2 separate regions of the Mus musculus genome follow, and region 2 is linked to region 1. Evidence: chromatin loops called from intact Hi-C (ENCODE). Cell type or tissue: gastrocnemius. All regions are shown on one strand. Links, peaks and the distances in the headings refer to the core of each region. The heading gives the core; the rest is flanking DNA.

Evidence for each region. A loop is a pair of places that touch in the nucleus more often than their neighbours do. Peaks named below come from ENCODE experiments on the same cell type or tissue, not always from the same donor. Only the 100,000 strongest peaks of a DNase experiment are listed, where the experiment ranks them.
Region 2: it touches region 1 in a loop (1.8-fold over the local background); 3 of 42 quality-filtered maps call a loop at or near these places.

Annotation. Positions count from the first base shown.
Region 1 is chr1:138,959,752-138,968,090 of GRCm38, forward strand. It overlaps Dennd1b (DENN/MADD domain containing 1B), which reads left to right and starts at 3,958. Exons shown (of 22, transcript NM_001166501.1): 1 at 3,958-4,134; 2 at 6,415-6,479. The coding sequence starts at 4,118. In gastrocnemius, for the core only: a CTCF peak has its summit at 3,489; DNase peaks (open chromatin) are centred at 3,859 and 4,178; H3K4me3 peaks cover 2,180 bases; H3K27ac peaks cover 3,421 bases.
Region 2 is chr1:139,036,544-139,044,882 of GRCm38, forward strand. Dennd1b (DENN/MADD domain containing 1B) reads left to right here. Exons shown (of 22, transcript NM_001166501.1): 4 at 3,457-3,506; 5 at 5,381-5,500. Among named protein-coding and RNA genes, the nearest start is that of 4930596I21Rik, 63 kb to the left of the region's middle. In gastrocnemius, for the core only: no CTCF peak of the experiment used is centred there; a DNase peak (open chromatin) is centred at 3,201.

The DNA of each region.
Region 1 (8,339 bases), core at 120-8,119:
GCCCTGGTGTTTATTTGACTGAGTTCTAATGGCTGGCATGCTGCATCTTCCTGCACCCCTGCACCTGTTGTGTACGGTTATACCTGTCATGTTTATCTAGTGACTGATTGCATTTTAGGAAAGCAAAACCTGGCAAGTGGATATGTTCTTTGGAATGTCCTTTTAAATCAGGATTAAGGTTGTTTATAGAGGTTGCTGATTTTGTTGGATCACCAGTATCGTATTAGTCAGTCTTTTCTGAGTCCTTCCAGTTAATTCTAATGACCTTGCTCTTTGAATGTGATTACTCACTCTACTGAAGCATTCAGTGGGTGTGAGCAGGGCTGTCACACAATGATGATGTTTTATTTATGTGAAGTATCTTGTGGGTGGGGTCAGGCGCTTGCTTCCCATGCAGTGTGTAGGGTTACACAAACATTGTATGCTTCTCGAAGTTCAAGAGAGACTTTACAGAGTCCCTGAAGAAAATTCAAGCCCTCTGATTATAATCTCCTGGTCCTGCTCTCCTGCCAATAATCTCTGCTCTGCATTTCAAGGGCTGTTTGAGGTTTTCCAATGTCTGGCAGGCTGAGGAATGGAGATAAGTGTGAACTAGCAGAAGCTGGTCAGAGGTAAGATAATTTATTTTACAACTTGGGATACATTGCTTGGAGAAGAGGAAAGAAAGATGTTTCGTCACATGGGTTTTTGATAATATTTTTATTAAGTGCTTAATAGCAAAATTAATATAATTCATCATTTGAGATTGATAACTATTTGCTTATGTTAAGAGGAAGCCACGTAGAGTTAGATTCTGGGGCATGGCCGATTGGAATGTGGCAGTGGCAGCTACAGTAGAGGAGCAGGGTGCCTCAAAAACTGGATTCTAAGTTAGTTATTTGAAACCTTAAACTTCGAGATAAACTGATAAGCCCAGACAGAGCCCAGGTGTGTTTAGTTAATGAACAGGGAGTCCACCACTTCCCAGCTATAGGTTAGAGTAGAAGGAGGTCAGAAATGATAACATGAAAAATACCAAGTTTTTAAAAATCTGGGAAGGAACACAGAAAAGAAAAAAGATGAATGGGAAGCACATTTAACAGCAAAAATAAATACAATTTATCAACAGATATAACGGATACTTATTCTAAGAGCCCAGATGCTTGGGCTGCATTAGATCTAAAACATTAGTGCTGGAATTATTTTCTAAATACCTTTGAGAGTCTGTGTGCCTCTTTCTTCTTCCCAGAGGGAAGGGGCTGCGAAGGGGCACTCCTGTATACTAATAACATGTCACTTCGAAGGCACACGTGCTTATCTCTGTGGTTATCCATACTTTGAGAAACAGAGGAGCTGGTTCACAAGACCAACCATGCTTGCACCAGACTTGGGTTCTCCCACATCTCCAACAGGTAATGACATCAGCCAGAGACCATTTGGGTGTAGCTTGAGGAAAATGGGCACAATCAGGTATTGAAGAAAAAGCTCAAACATAATGGTTTAGAAAGTTTCTATGTAAAAAGATCAAAAGAGCTACACTACTACTAGGAAACCACTATTAAAACAAAACAAAACAAGACCCGAAACCAACCAACCAAAAAAATGACAGAAGTGTAGGTTGAAATAGGTAGGCCTATGGACATGTTAGTGTATCTTAATTCACCTTCTCTCCCACTATTAAATTGTGTCAAAGCTGAAACCAACTTAGTAATAGACATCACCACATTCATCATCAAGGTCATATTCTTAGATTACTACAGTCATGAGCTGAAGAATATATTTTACTTTTTTTCTCCTCTTCTTGTGCTGGGGATCAAACCAGAACCTTGTAGGTGGTGGGCAACTACTCTGCCACTAATCTATAGTCCTGTTATGTGCTCCTTGCCAATACTATTATAGTATCTGGTTCTTGAATTACTATGGTTCTAAAAATGTTATTGTCAAGTAGGAAATATTACTGCTGAAATATGATCTTGGGAAAATGTGACAACCAATTTGATTATTTGCCTTCTATAAACTTCTCTATTAGTAATGTTGTTTTCTATGAAGCGAAAATTACCAAAATTATATCACTGGTTTCAATAAACATAGGTTTACTTCAATAAACATGACAGGTTTATTCCAACTTCTATCTGCACTAATTTTCGATAAACTATGTATATAAATCATACCTGCCTGTGTTTATTTATTAAGATCAATAATATCTAACTCTTTATTGTAGTTGGCCTCAAATGTGATTGATACAGAGTAAATATATGGGACATTTTGTCTTCATACTTAGTATAGCTTGAATAAGTAACAATCTTAACTTTATAGAGTAACTGTCATTTTATATAATTCCAACAACGGACATTGAAAACATTTGTTACTATTTTCTCACCCCAAACTAAGAATTCATGGCACAGTCACCCTAGACAGGATTGTTTACTTTGGAGAAGAATTAATTATAATGAAAGAAGAAACTCTCACATTTCAGGAACTCTTGGGGCAGAAGTCGTTTTTAGTTACAGAATTTATTTCAAGTCTTTCTAGTAAGCTAACTTGTTAGTTAGGCAGCAAAAATCTTTATATGGGAAAACCATATAAACATGGTATAGTTGGCCTAATTGTGAAACTGAAATTCACTGATTTCTCCAAATATCTCACAAGAAGCATTGCAATTTTAAACTTGAACAGCACAGTCCTCATGTGACAGGCGAATCATAATTCCCATTTTACAAATGTAGGAAGCGAGAAACTGAAGTTAATATCCCACGCCAAGACAAGCTGTGACAAAAACAGTATGCTCTGACATTTTGTTTTGTTTTTCAACCACATTGGGAGCTCATTTTTTTTTTTTTTTTTTTAAAGTAAGAGGTTTGTGGCTGTGGACTATATCTTTCTATCTTGATGGAGCAACACCGTTTTTTTTTTTTTTTTTTTTTTTTTTTAGCAGGAAAGTATAAGATCAAATCTAGTCTTTATTTTCCAAGGCTCCGTGTCTGACTTTTATGTGTCGTGACTCATACCACATTCATACCATGTTGGTTTCCTCATTCTCGTACTTTCTGTGTGGATGGATACAGTCTGAAGTAACCCTTACTGCATGACAGTCACTCTAGCCTTGTCAAGGGGGAATGCTAGCTGGGAGAAAGCCTTCTCCAGTCCCTAAGGAGTCTGTGTGACTCTCCAGCCCTGGACAATGTTTTCAACGTCTACCATAAATCTTTCTAAATGTCTTCTTAGTAGATCCTGCATCTGAGACAGCAGCAGACGAGGCAGTAAGAAGCCACAGTAAGAATCAGCAGCAGCTGAGCTTGGTTAGATTCCAACTTTGCCACTGCCTACTGCTTCCTTATCTCAGATCCAGTCTCTTGCTCTGGATTAAGGTACCTACCTATAGCTCAGGTGTTGAAAACACCAAGCCAGTGTTTGTCACTGCTTACAGAAACACATCAGGTTCCACCTCCTCCATCCTTCGTGGTGCCCTCTCAGCTCCCCTAGAACGACACTCTAGGGGGCCTGCTACTGTGTGTTCAAAAGTTAAGTCCCTGGCTGTGCGTCCGGTGTCTGCGGCAGGAATGTGTTTCCCATATGTGCCGGCAACTGGAGCCTGTCCTTGAGCAGTTTGGCAGAGCTGGTTAGCAGGTGCATGAAGTCTGAACATTCCTGAATCAGGAGGGGGCGGCTCTGGGTTTCCGAGAGAGCACTACCGGGGCCACGGGCAGGAGTGAGGCGGAAGTCAGAGCATCCACTCGAGCTCCCAATTTGCAATGAATGGGAGTCGTGATGTGGGAACCCCGGGGCAGAAGTGCTTTCCCAGGCCGGGGATCGCAGGAGCCGGTGCCCAGGACAGCAGGAGGGCAGGTCCTGCCCGGAGCCCGCGCGGCCAGGTGCAGCCGCCGGGCGCGTCCCCGTGCGCCCCCTCCCCCTCCCGCCGACTTCCTGGTTCGCGGAAGGTGGCGAAGCCGCCGCCGGCCGGGTCGCGGGAACCGAGAGGCGGGGGCAGGGGCAGGGGCGGGGGCGGCGTCGCCGCGGTGCTGTCCCCGCGAGGCCGCGGAGGGCGCCGTGGGCCAGCCGCCGCTCGGAGCAGCGCGTCCCGGACGGCGTGCGGGCGTGCGGGCGCGGGGCGACGGCAGCCCCGCAGCGACATGTGACCATGGACCGCAGGACCAGGTGAGCGGCGGCGGGGCCAGGCCTCCGCGGCCCCGGGTGCGGCCTGCCCGGTACGGCCCGCTGCGCGGAGGTCGGCGCTAGGCCGCAAAGCCTGCCCGGCCGGCGACCGGTCTTCCCCGGGCCGGGTCGGCCGTGCGCCGCGGCGGGCGGGCGGGCGGGCGGACGGGCGGGCGGCTCTGCGAGCGGTGGTTAGGGAACCGCTCCCCCGGCGTTAGGATCGCCGTGGTTCCCTTTAGGGTGATTTTTCAGGGTGGCCAGGGTTGCTTTCTGATGCTTTCCCTTCGTTTAAAATGAAAGCGGTGTTTGTTTGTGCAGCCGCTGAGTGTGTGTGCTGCTTGCAGAGTGGTATATGCACTAAGGTGGCTCTTCACCATTGGCCATTTTACTTGTAGGGAGTAGGTAAAAAGCAATTTGAATAACGGTGGCGGCTCTGCTTGGAGGTGTCTTAGAGATGGGTATTTGCAGCTTTTTCTCTGGAAACTTTACTTTGGGAAGAAATCTCGTCTTCTTTGACCGCCCCCTCCTCTTCCGTTCTACCTCACTGTGTGTTAGAGCCACAGTGAAAGGCCCTGTAGATTGCAGAGAAGTATTACCGAGTCAGGATTTATTTACCTAAGACAAATTCTAAATATCTTATGAAGATAGAAATGTTACACATTTTAGAATATTTCCTTTAATATTTGACACCATAGAGGACAGGGTGATTAAAAAAAAACACACAACTTACTCTTTGGACAATTTATTGTACTATGAGGGAATTAAAAAAAAAGATAGCTGGAGCCCGGTTTATGCTCATGAAACAAGTTAATAGCGGGTGGGATGAGGAAGTGGAGAAGTGGATATTTATAAATTAATTTGTATGGGTTGTCTTTCCCTCCAGTTCTAAAGAATGTCATGTTATATATATATATATATATATATATATATATATATATATATATATATATATATATTTAAAATCAATGTTTGTTTAGAAGTGAGAGATAGCATTAATATCTTAAAGAAATTATGTATTAAACAAGCCAATGTACAAAGGCACTAGTCTTAACAGGGTAATTGAAATATACACCATCACTTTTGTGCATTGTGATGTCTTTTCCTTTAACAGTCCCCTGCCTCTCCCTCCCATTATGGTCAAACCCAAGGCTTCAAGCACTCTAGGGCAGATACTGTGCACTGGTGAGCTACATCCCCAGACTTAATCTTATACCTTCTGATGGAAAGAAACTCTACAATACCAAATTTTTGTTTGCTTTGAGTATCTCACTATATTTCAGTCTGCCTTTTGAAATGTACCAAATAAATGGGCTAAGCATGTAGTATAAGAAATTAGGAAGAAAAAAAAAAAAAAAAAACAAACCCAAACTAGTACTTGTGAAGGAACTGAAACAAACTTTCTGTTCTGTGTGTGTGTGTGTGTGTGTGTGTGGGGGGGGGGATTTAATGAGGAGGCCAATGTCCAAATTCCTTAAAAATAGTTGATATTAAGAAAATAATTTTTGTTAGGTTTTGTTACCTTGGAGTGTGTGAACAGCTCTCTACTTTGAGCATGTTCAAGTACAATAAAGATTTCAGGAAAGCCTGTGTACAATATCCTATCTATGGAGAGCGTGTCTGTGAGTCTGGAATCAGGTTTTTATCCTCTGGAGAAAACTGGCCAGCCTATGTTAGATCTGTGACAGTGTGAGAGGATGCTTAAGGGTGTACTGGCTTTCCATTTTTGATTCAGGAGGGTGAAAATACTACTCTACAGTGTTCTTTCCCACATTGATTTGCTGGTACTCTGAGATGGGCAGGGTGCATTATAGGTGAGAAAGCATTCTGACAGCTGACACACTTTGCCCCCTGATCCAGAACTCCAAAGTCTGAGCTATAACTCTTATCAAACTGATAAAACATTTTCATGTCTATTTTTGCTACCAAGTCGGGAATATCATAGAGTATGCTGAGACAGGAATAAGACTAGATTTAGAGTGGTGGTGTCCTCGGGAGGCAGAGGCAGGCAGGCAGAGGCAGGCAGATCTCTGAGTTTGAGGCTAGCTTGGTCTACAGAGTGAGTTCTAGGACAACAAAGGCAACACAGAGAAGCCCTGTCCCAAATAACAAGAAAAAAAAAGTCAGTAAATTATAGGGATGGAGTTTTCAACATGGAAAGGCTTTGGGCTTAATTCTTAGCACCACAAAAGCCCACATGTATAGGAATATCCTTGTATAGAAGCTTTATAGATAATGGCTATTTTTCTGTGCAAAGTAAATATAACAAGATTCTCTTTATTTTAGGGAAAATCCAGAAAGAACTTTTGACTTGGTATTGAAAGTGAAGTGTCATGCCTCTGAAAATGAAGGTATGTGTGTTTCTTTACTCCCAACGTAATCGAGTGTGTCCAGACAAGTGTTCCTACTGTGTTCTGCCGGAGCATGATAGTGTCAGGAACCTGATAGCTCCAGGTGTCTATTCCACTATCTCAAATTGCTAGTGGTAAAAGAGAGCTAGGCCTTTGCTTTGGGGTTGTAGAAATCACGGATGCTATCTGTGCAGCTTGGATTTCAACCTGCAGCTCAGTTTTGTTCCCCGTTGACAAAACTGCCCTTGTTCTTGGTGGGAAGGGATGCTTTTGCCATTTTCTTTCATCTGTATTTGAAAAGTCAGCACCATTAAACAGAAAATAACACAAATTCTCCTGCTAGTACCAAAGGCACCTTCAGCAGTCCCTCCTGATGTTTCTGGAGTGAAGTGTGTAGGCTGAGTAGCCTCTTGGGTAGGGTTTATTCTAGTTGCACAGCACTTGGGGAGGTAAACATGGGTGGCATAACTTGGAAGGTTTTCATGGTCAGACCTATACACTCTTATGGAAAAACAAATATTTACTTTTTAAAGTATTGTGACTTCTGTCCATCTTCCATCACTTTTGCTATAACATCTGTATGTTTGGGAGTGGCGTATCAGTCACAGACAAAGGGGCATCTCGTTTTTGCTTATCTTGTGCATGGTATGTCTTCATGGCTGTGTGTAGTACAGGGCTCATTAGCAGGATACTTAGCCCCAAATGGCAAGGCCAGTAAGTGTGGGGTTTTCTGGAAACCAGTTAGCCATCCTGAAGCCTGGGAGGAAAGTTTCTGACATTCTTAGTCCGAAGTCAGCAATTATATACTCTTAAGTAATTTGGCTCCGCACACCTTAAAATAGAGGAGCCCAGCCCAACCCAGCTGTGGTGAAATAGGCATGCCTAATTTTAGGTAGGAAATCACACGCATTCTTGGCTCCAGAATGCTCGTGTGCTTCATTTCTGGTCTGCTGGAACTACAGCTCTGCTCAGGTTTGCAGGCTAACAAGAACTCCTAAGGTTCTCCTCAATTAGAGAAATCATCTTCATTGCTCTCTAGGTCATTTGTTCCCATGTGTTCTCCCCAGGCACAGCCATATCCTCTGTGCAGTTTGGGAATGTTCCAGCGAACACACACACTTGTGTATTAGTTTTTCAAACCCTACTTAAATTTATAGTGTATTGATGGTATGAGTTAGCCTTAAAAGAACTACCATGATATTAACCTCAGGTGTGTGGAGCAATGCTCATCAGATATGTTATACAACAGGAAAGGTTCTTTTGGGAAGCATCGGCACTTTATCATTGTGTGTGTTCTTCAGGTCTTATAAAAGCAGTCTTATAAAAGTATGAAACTGCTTCCTATAACAGCTGGTTTGCGCATGTGTTAGAGAGTCCGAGACCTTCGTGTAATGGCTCTGTGGTTTTGTCCTTGCTTCCTCCCTTCGCTCCTTCTGCTTTTTATGACTGGTTATTCCAGTGTACAGCTGTTACTAACTTCTTTTATTGCCATCTCGCCTTGTGGCTGCTGTAAAGTCAGTGCTTTCCAGGGACGTCTTCATTTGTATTTTAGCAGTTTATATGGTCTGGCAAAGTGGGACATATCATAAATGGACAAGGTAAACAATTTCAGCCCCTCCTCAAGCTGGTCAGTCCATTCTTTGTGCCTGTGATTTGTGAACACAGTAGTGTCTATGTTCCTGTGTGTGAGTGAGTGCTAGCACATGCTTGCCATAGTGTCTGTGTAGAGGTCAGAAGAGAATTTCAAGTGTTGGCCCTTACCTTCTACCTTGTTTGTGATGGGGTCTCTGTTGTTCCCAGCTCCTGTGTATACCACCAGGCTAGCTGCCCTTGGCTTCTGGGGTGGGCTTGGGGAGGTTG
Region 2 (8,339 bases), core at 38-8,037, 77 kb after region 1:
AGTGTAGAGAAGTTTTTTCCTCTGGATGCTGGACACTGCTGCTGTGTCCTTGTGAGATGTACTGAAAGCTCATGGCTCATTCTACAAGCACATGGAAAGGACCAAAGCCAGTGTGCTTAGTAGAGTAAACCAGGAGAGAAGATTCCTGGTTCCTGGAGGGTGCTGTTGAGTTAAACAGTGCCTAGATAACCTGCCTTGTCTCTCTGCTCTGTGTGTTCAGCTGTTTGCTGTTATGTACCCTGTTGAACAGTGTTCTAGGATCAATTACAGTTTTAATCGGAGGAGCAGTGATTTCCACAGGAAGCCTTCAGGATTGGGCATTCTGACCCCCAGAAGAGGGGACCCAGGCACTCCAACCTGCAGCCTACCCAGTTGTGGGTGTTTCTGTCCTAGCTGAATGAAGTCTCAGAAGTGGCGGTTTGGAGGTTAACTATGGGGAGCAGGCATTGACTTAGTGGTTTTGGTGAATGATTGGTTATGTACGGGAGAGAGGAGGGGTCTAAATGATGCCACACTATTGGTTTGGGTATGTTTAGAGAGGATTCTATCACTGTCTATTTCAAGGGCTGTAACTCAGACAATTTCAACCTTAAAGAGTATAAATGTGAGAGGTTGGACTATTAAGAAAGTGATGTGTGAAAGAATATATGAATAATTGTAGACTTCATAAAAATGCCTAAGCTGTATGAAGTCATTTGTGTAGATCAGATTTGTTATGCAGAACAGGAAAAAGGGGAGTACGGAACTTCAGAGAGCACTACCGTTTGTTCCTGAGGAAGTGGTGGGGAAGTGGAAGTAGGTTACAGAAATGGTGACTTTCACCTTACAGCCTGTCCAAAGCAGATCTAGGGCTTCGTCGTGGACTTTAGAATATTTAAGAAACAGTAGTTTCTTAGCTGCTGTTTGAGCTTAGACTCTGCAGGGCAGCTTCCCTGGTGAGCAGACTGTCCATCTAACAGGGTGTTTTCTCTTTCACAGCAGTGGCTTCTTTACAAAGCTACAAGTGAGCTACATACTCAGTAAAGAAGTTTCCATGAATTATTTCCAATCACTAATATGATAGCTAGCTGTCTTATTTTGGAACTTGTACAGAATATCCATTATTGCCCGTGGTACTTTCCTCTGGATAATTTCGTATTCTAGTTCATTCTTTGGGTTATTTTTGTTTTTATCTTTGACATATGTTAGCAATTATCTTTATGTGAGAATAATATATTTTTATTAAAAATATTCTGAAACTAAACTTTTTCTTGGTTAATAAAATTTCTGTAGAAATAAAAATTTTCAGTAGCACAGGAAATGTATTTCGTGTTTATGGTGAGTAGTATGGCAAACCTATGAATACATATCTAGAAGTAACTCTATGTGAGTGTGTGTGTGTGTGTGTGTGTGTGTGTGTGTGTGTGTGTATGTGTGTGTGTAACAGAGAATGAGAATATAAAACCTCAGTTATTTCTAATATATGTAGAAATATCATTTTCAGTTATCACTATGATTAAAATGACTCAAGGAGCACAAGCTGAATCGGAACCCATCTCCCTCTCTTCACCCCCCCCCCCCCATAACTCTAGTTTATATTGCACCTGTAATTAAGAAGAAATCCAGTCTTAGGAGTGGCAGGACTTCAGCCATTGATCTGGGTGTCCCCTGCTTATACTGTCAGCAGCATAGCTGCTCTGTCACTGGCAGAGCTGAGAGGAGGATTTTTTTCTATACTGTTTATACACTCCTCTATAGACCTGCTGGCTGGTTGAATTTTAAAGAGTGAGGAGGCTTAAAGACTTGTCCCCTGAGGGACGTTCCTGCCAGTTGGGAAGCGAGCTGTGGCTGTTATGGAAAGAGGGGCCTTTGTGGAAGACTAAGGCTGAGGGGAGGCGTCCTCTTTAATTTGAGCATTAAAATTGATGTGAAATATGCGGCTAATATACATATATTTAGAGGCAGATATTGACTTTGAGTGTTTTTTTATTGTTTCCGAATTATGTGCTTAATTTTGTAGGACTTTATCTGACCATTATTTATAGGTGTAGTAAATATGGTAAATGACTTTACATTATGAGACACAAGATAATGATGAAGCAACAGTCAAATAAAAACAACTGTCTTCGTTTGTAATAAACTGTTTTTTAGTAATTTATTTCATGTCTAGTGACTTCTTTAATTATATTTAGCAAAATATTATCAAGAGTAAAATGACTTTTTCTAAACATGGGCCTGTGCTCCAACTTTTAATGGCACACATTCATAGCAAGCCTGTGTACTTGCCCTGAGGCTGAAGGCTTGTTTTCTCTTCTTACTGGTCTGTGCGTGAGCTCTCTTGAAGCTTTCCTAGGTATTCCTACACTATTTTATTTTTAACTAATAATTGCACACACACACACACACACACACACACACACACACACACACACACACACACTGCTTCAGGTTAAGAAAGTCGATGGGAAGTACTCAAGACTGTGATTGCAGAGGTGTATGTGTTTGGTTCTGTCTCAGTTTACTGGGTGTTAGCTTTATTGGGAAAAGGCAGTTGTAGAAGTGACAGATTTGCTAAGATATTTGCTCCTTTGCTTCTTAATAGGAATTGTCTTCAGGTTCTGCTCCTTTATAAAATCTCTGCCTTTAGTTTGTGTGATGTCTGTAATTAATTGTAGGTGGAACTTTAGATTCAGAGTCAAACTTTAATGTGCTGCTTAGATACATCAAAATACATCTTCCGTTATCTTTCCAATTATCTGTTATTTGCATTTTGTTGTAATTTTTAATAAATATTATCTCTAAATCTTAATGAGATTAGTGTTTTAATAAAACATGGATTTTTCTATTTAAATACTTAATATTTAGCTATATTATAATAGATACTTGTATTAAGTTACACATTTAAGAGGGCTATTTGAAATAAATTTACTAACAAGTGTTTTAAGATATAAATGTGTATTTTAGAATCTATACGATCTTTGAATATTTTTAACCCTTGTGTTGTGGGACGTACAGAGTTGTCAGGCCTCTTAGTCATTCATTCTGCTGCCAACTCCATTCCCTTTTCTCTGCCTGCATTTTAATTGAAACAACATTTATATTTCTGAGCCAGAATCTGTGAAAAGTCCCTGTGGCTAGCCTGTGGTACTAGTTGCAGCAGACACAGCTTGCCCATATGGTGCAGTGCTCCTTGTGAGACCCATATGGCCTTGTTGAAGGGGATCCCAGCGGGGATGCAAAGGGTGTTAATACCCTTCAGGCCAGGCCTTTCCCTCCTGGGGCTTCCGGGCATTGTCAGTGCAATCTGCCAAAGCACACACTTAATTCCTTTTTAATAATCAATTATTTCAGTCTGAGAACCTGTGCTTTTGTCTTAAAAATACTTCACCCACCCCTTGAAAATATCTCAAAAAGTTTTAACTGCATGTTTAAAAAACATTCTAAAGCACCCTCTTTATTTTGAATTTGCATTTTTAGGAAGTTCTGCAGAGCGTGCCCAAGTTCTGTTTTCCCTTCGATGTGGAAAGGTATAGTACAAGTTACTGGTTAAGATAAAGCTATTCTTTGCTAGCACACATTTCAAAATGATTAAATATACATTTTAAGAAACTGGCACATATCTTTGTTTTTCTTGTATGCAAATATGGCAGGTGTGAGGTTCCGAATTAGATAATGCTGACAGTAAAATCGCCTTTCAGGTTATTCTGTCCTTTGCTTCTCCACCATGGCCAGATAGGTGTTCTTAAAATAACCTGACCACAGGTTATGTTTCTTCTCCTTATATTTCAGGTATAGAGTGTAAGTACTAGCAGAGAAAAGTATGTCATTGGTCTTTGATTATGATCTTCAGAAGGTCTTTGAAACAGGGCTTTACTGCTCGCTCCAGGTTCATCCCACTGGAAGAGCATTTGTGAGTGCTGGGAACTTGTTAGTTGTTTCTAAGAACAGCATCACACAACAGTGTGCTACTGAGGGCGGCTGTGGGAAACTTCCCTAGTAGCTTCAACAGTTCCAGTGTGCTTATATTTTACTGCCAACACTAACTGAACTTATATGCAGCTGGAAGTTAGCATAATAGAGCTTTCTTTAGAAATAATGACATTTATGTTTTTCATGTGACTGATCAGTATTAGTTGTATTTTAAGAGTGTACTGTAAAAAGTTTTTAAAAATCATTTTATGAAGATATTTTGCCAAATATTAGTAAGACTGAATTTTTAGTATATAGATTGAAAAGAGATCTGATAGTGGGTTAGTTGATACTAATAAATATAGCTGATAAAAAGTTATTTATTTACTTTATTTCTGGAGAATTAGTTGTTTTAATTTCAAAATTATAGTATTACATCAATAGTGAAAATAAAATAGAGGAAGAAAAACTGAAAGAGGATATTATAAATCTTGAAAACTAGAGGACATATTAATCCCTGGAGGATTTATTTGACATGTATAAAACTAGATATGTACTTGTCCTGGCCATTTATATGTGAACTTGTTTAATAACTGTTGTTTTGTGACAAAACAATTTATAGTTTTAGAATACTGGTAGTAATTTATTTAATTTTAAAATCTATATGACTCTTTTAAAACCAAAATTTATGTTATCAATATTTTATTTTGGGGCAAAGAACATGAAGTCCTATTGTGGTTTTCTGAGCCACTATCTGGAAGTATGTTGATGCTTTTTAAGCAGAAGTAAATGTTTAGTTTTATATCATCCCTTATGCTGAAGTGCAGCATGTAATTTGGTTTATTCTATGCATTTTAAAATCAGATAAAACTCATAAAGACCAACCACTAGTGGGCTTCTTTAGCAGGAGTTGTCTTCTTTTAGTTGGAGTTTAATTATGCAGCTTATTGATAGTTCTAAAATAATGCTAAGAAGATAACAGGAGTGCTTGGCGTGAGGTCCGTTGGGTGGGAATGTCAACAGAAGAAGTGACTCAGGGTGATGGTGCTCACCTTTAAAGGATGCACCAACATGGTTTGCTATACAGGCAGTCAAAAACCAGGAAAAGAAGAATAATTAGACAAGAGAAGGGCTGCTGGTGAGTGTAGAGACTGAATCTGCTGATTCTTCTCCAGAGTGAGGAACCATGGCTGCAACCTCATGATAGATTTTATGGGTAACTTACTCTTCTGAAAATTAGGATGAATTTTGACTTCCACGTGGGGCATTTGTGTTGCTGTGCTCTCCCATAAGCTGTTAGAAGTCTTGTAATGCTTGACTCATGACTCATGAGTTGGTTTATAGATTCATGACCCTTCTAGTTGCAGAACATCATTCTAGCTTTTATTACCCAGTATTAGAAAGGTGAAGCCAATGACAAGTAAGTCTTCTTGAAAGTTATCCTCAAGAAAACCAGCACAGATTTAATACCATGATATTGTTATGTCTTAAGGGTGTCTCAGAATCAAGTTGGACAGCACTTTACCTTCGTCCTGACAGACATGGAAAGTAAGCAGCGATTTGGGTTCTGCAGGCTCACATCTGGAGGCAGAATTTGTTTATGTATTCTTAGGTGAGTAATTATAATCAAAACATGGCTACAAAATAGATTGTGTCTTTGTCCAGCTATATCATGCTTGAGATCTCAAAAAATAAAAACAAAGCAACTTTTCTTAATTTTTTAAAAAAAATTCTTTACTTGTTCAGTCTAAATCCAAGGAAGGTTAGAAATAGTCTCCCTTCTGTACCACATACAGAGTAAATCGCTTTCCAGTAACATAATTGAATTGTTCTTAAAAGAAAGAATAAAGGATTAGTTATTGTGATTTATTTCTGAAAATCAAATATTAACATGGGAGTTGTGATATGTGTAAGTAGGACAACACTTAGTAAAGTTAAGATGCTTTTTTCTGTCATTGATACACATGCAGCCTTTGTGACTCAATTGTGGTTTTAAGGCAAAGATTGCAAACTTGTAGTTGGGAAGAAGTTAGAGAATATTGTTAGGCCACTGGGTGTTTTAAAAAGCTTAAAAGATGTTGTTAACCTTATACATTTTAGGAAGTTCTATGTAAAATTTATATTCCTAATTTCTTTAGATAAATAGGGAGGGATATCTGTTCATTGTAAATCTTTCCTATCCCAGTGAAGATGATAAGCTGGAAATAGAAGGGGTTTTAGGAATGTGATGATCTTGCTAGATTTTATGGTGGCAGTTGAAATAAAAGGCATTTAAACTTAGTTCCTGTAAGATGTCATTGTAAACAAAGAATCCAGATGTAACCTATAAAAAGTACAATTCTTTATAATTATAATATAGATACTGCCAATTCTAGATTCAACAGATGATAACACTCAATTTATAGTTTAACATCTTGTGAGGAAAGCATTGTTTATTAGTCACTTTTGTATGGATGTGATACAACCAAACGACTTATAGAAGGATGGGTTGTATTTTGGACTTAGGGTTTCAGAGAAAGAAATAAGTCATTATCATCATGGTAGGGAAATATGGCAGCAGGCAGCATGCATCAGGCATGATGAGAGGAACAGCTAAGAATTCCAAACCGGAATGTGGAAATCAGAGAGCCAACTTCAATGGTGCCAATGTTTTTTAACTCTCAAAGCCCACTGCTTGTGACATACTTTGTTCAGCAAGGCCATATCTCCTAAGACTACCAAGACAGCCACCAACTGGAGACTAGTATTCAGAAGTATTCAAATGCCTGAATGGGGGCCATCTCATTCAAACAGCACATCCGGGCATACAACGAGTGGCTTCTCTGTTCATTTGCTATTGAGCTGCCTTTGTCAGTCAGTGAGAGCCCTGTATGCTAGTGCATGCCTATAATAGTAGCACTTGGAAACTGATGTAGGAGGATTGCAAATTTGAGGTGAGTCTCTGCTATATAGTGAGACCTAGGATTTAATAAAAACACTCCAAACAAATGTTAGAGTGGGGTAATCCACTGTTCCCTATTGTTTGTGATAACTCACCAGAGAATAAGTTATCAACATTATTTGTTTATATTTGATTCTGCATTCAGTAGTTTACCCAATTACCTTCAAGTTGAATTTCAGATGCTATTTATAATTAAAGAGTTTGAACTGCTTTCTTTTTTTAACTCAAAATATTTTGAATATGTTGAAACTATAAATAAGCCTAAATAATTACTGAATACTCAACATAGTTTAAATAAGTTTCTACTAGTTTTTACACATAGGAAAGCTACTGTTATTTTAAAACATGTAAAACACAATATACTACTTGTTAAATAAATGAGAAAAATATGTAGTGTAAGCCAGTTGTCATTAATTTGTAGAAGTTACTATGTTGTCTCAAACTTGTACATTTTGGAGAGTAGCTGAATATTTGGACTCCTGAGTTAGAAATAGTTTTACCTGCAAAAATTTTATTATATTATGTAAATATAAGAAGTGAAAATTGAAATTATACATGTCAGTAAGATAGTATTATGGTATGCATCATTGATTATTTGTTTTTTATTCAAGTAATCTTTTATATTTATTCTCTTGTTGGTTGTCTGACAGTGATTCTGGTGGCTCAGGAGTAGGATGTTTCACACGAGGAACAGCTAATTTATATAATTATCCAGCAGTAAATAAGAAATGTAATGTTGTGACAACTTATTTAGAATGTTGCTGTGATTAAATGAATAAGTGAATGTATTTAAGTTGTATTCAGATTTATCTTTTCAAAAATAATTTTGAAGTCTAGCATGAGAAGAATTATAGTGGTTTGGTGCTAGCTTGGCCACTCTGAGGGGTGGTACTTGACCACCCATGAAATCATTGAAAAGATTGATAAAGCTTTAAATACTCTAGGAGCTTACTGTTCACTTTAAAAATGTGTATTACAGTAATGAAAGCTTTTTTGTATTTGTCAGGAAACCCTGAAACCTTAGAGACTGGTGTGCTTGATCCTACAAGGATGGTCATTATATTGTACTGTATGTAACAGAAGGACAGTTTTTAGTAAATTCATGTAATAAGTTGGTAGGAGTAGATAGAGGAGCACTTAGGTGGGGCTTGCTAGCAACTTTATAGTAAACATCTATTATGTTGACAGAACAATTGACCAAGCTTCCAAAGAACTCACCCACAGAGAAAATGTAAGCAGCTGGTTTTACTGAGGGTCGGAGAAATGATGAGCACGTGAAGGAGGGCAGGTTTGCCCAGCGTGGTAGGGCTTTCCTGTGATTCTAGCAGTGAGGAACTGGAAGCAGGGGCCACTGACGGTTTAGGTCCAGCATCGGTTACATAGTGAGACCCCGTGTTGCAGTACCACTCCCTGAGGCACAAGTTAAGTAGTTTTAATCACTGCGAGGAGACGTGGATGCTGTCTTACATACTCCTTGTAAGATGATGGCATAGTCCTGTGAAAGAAAACT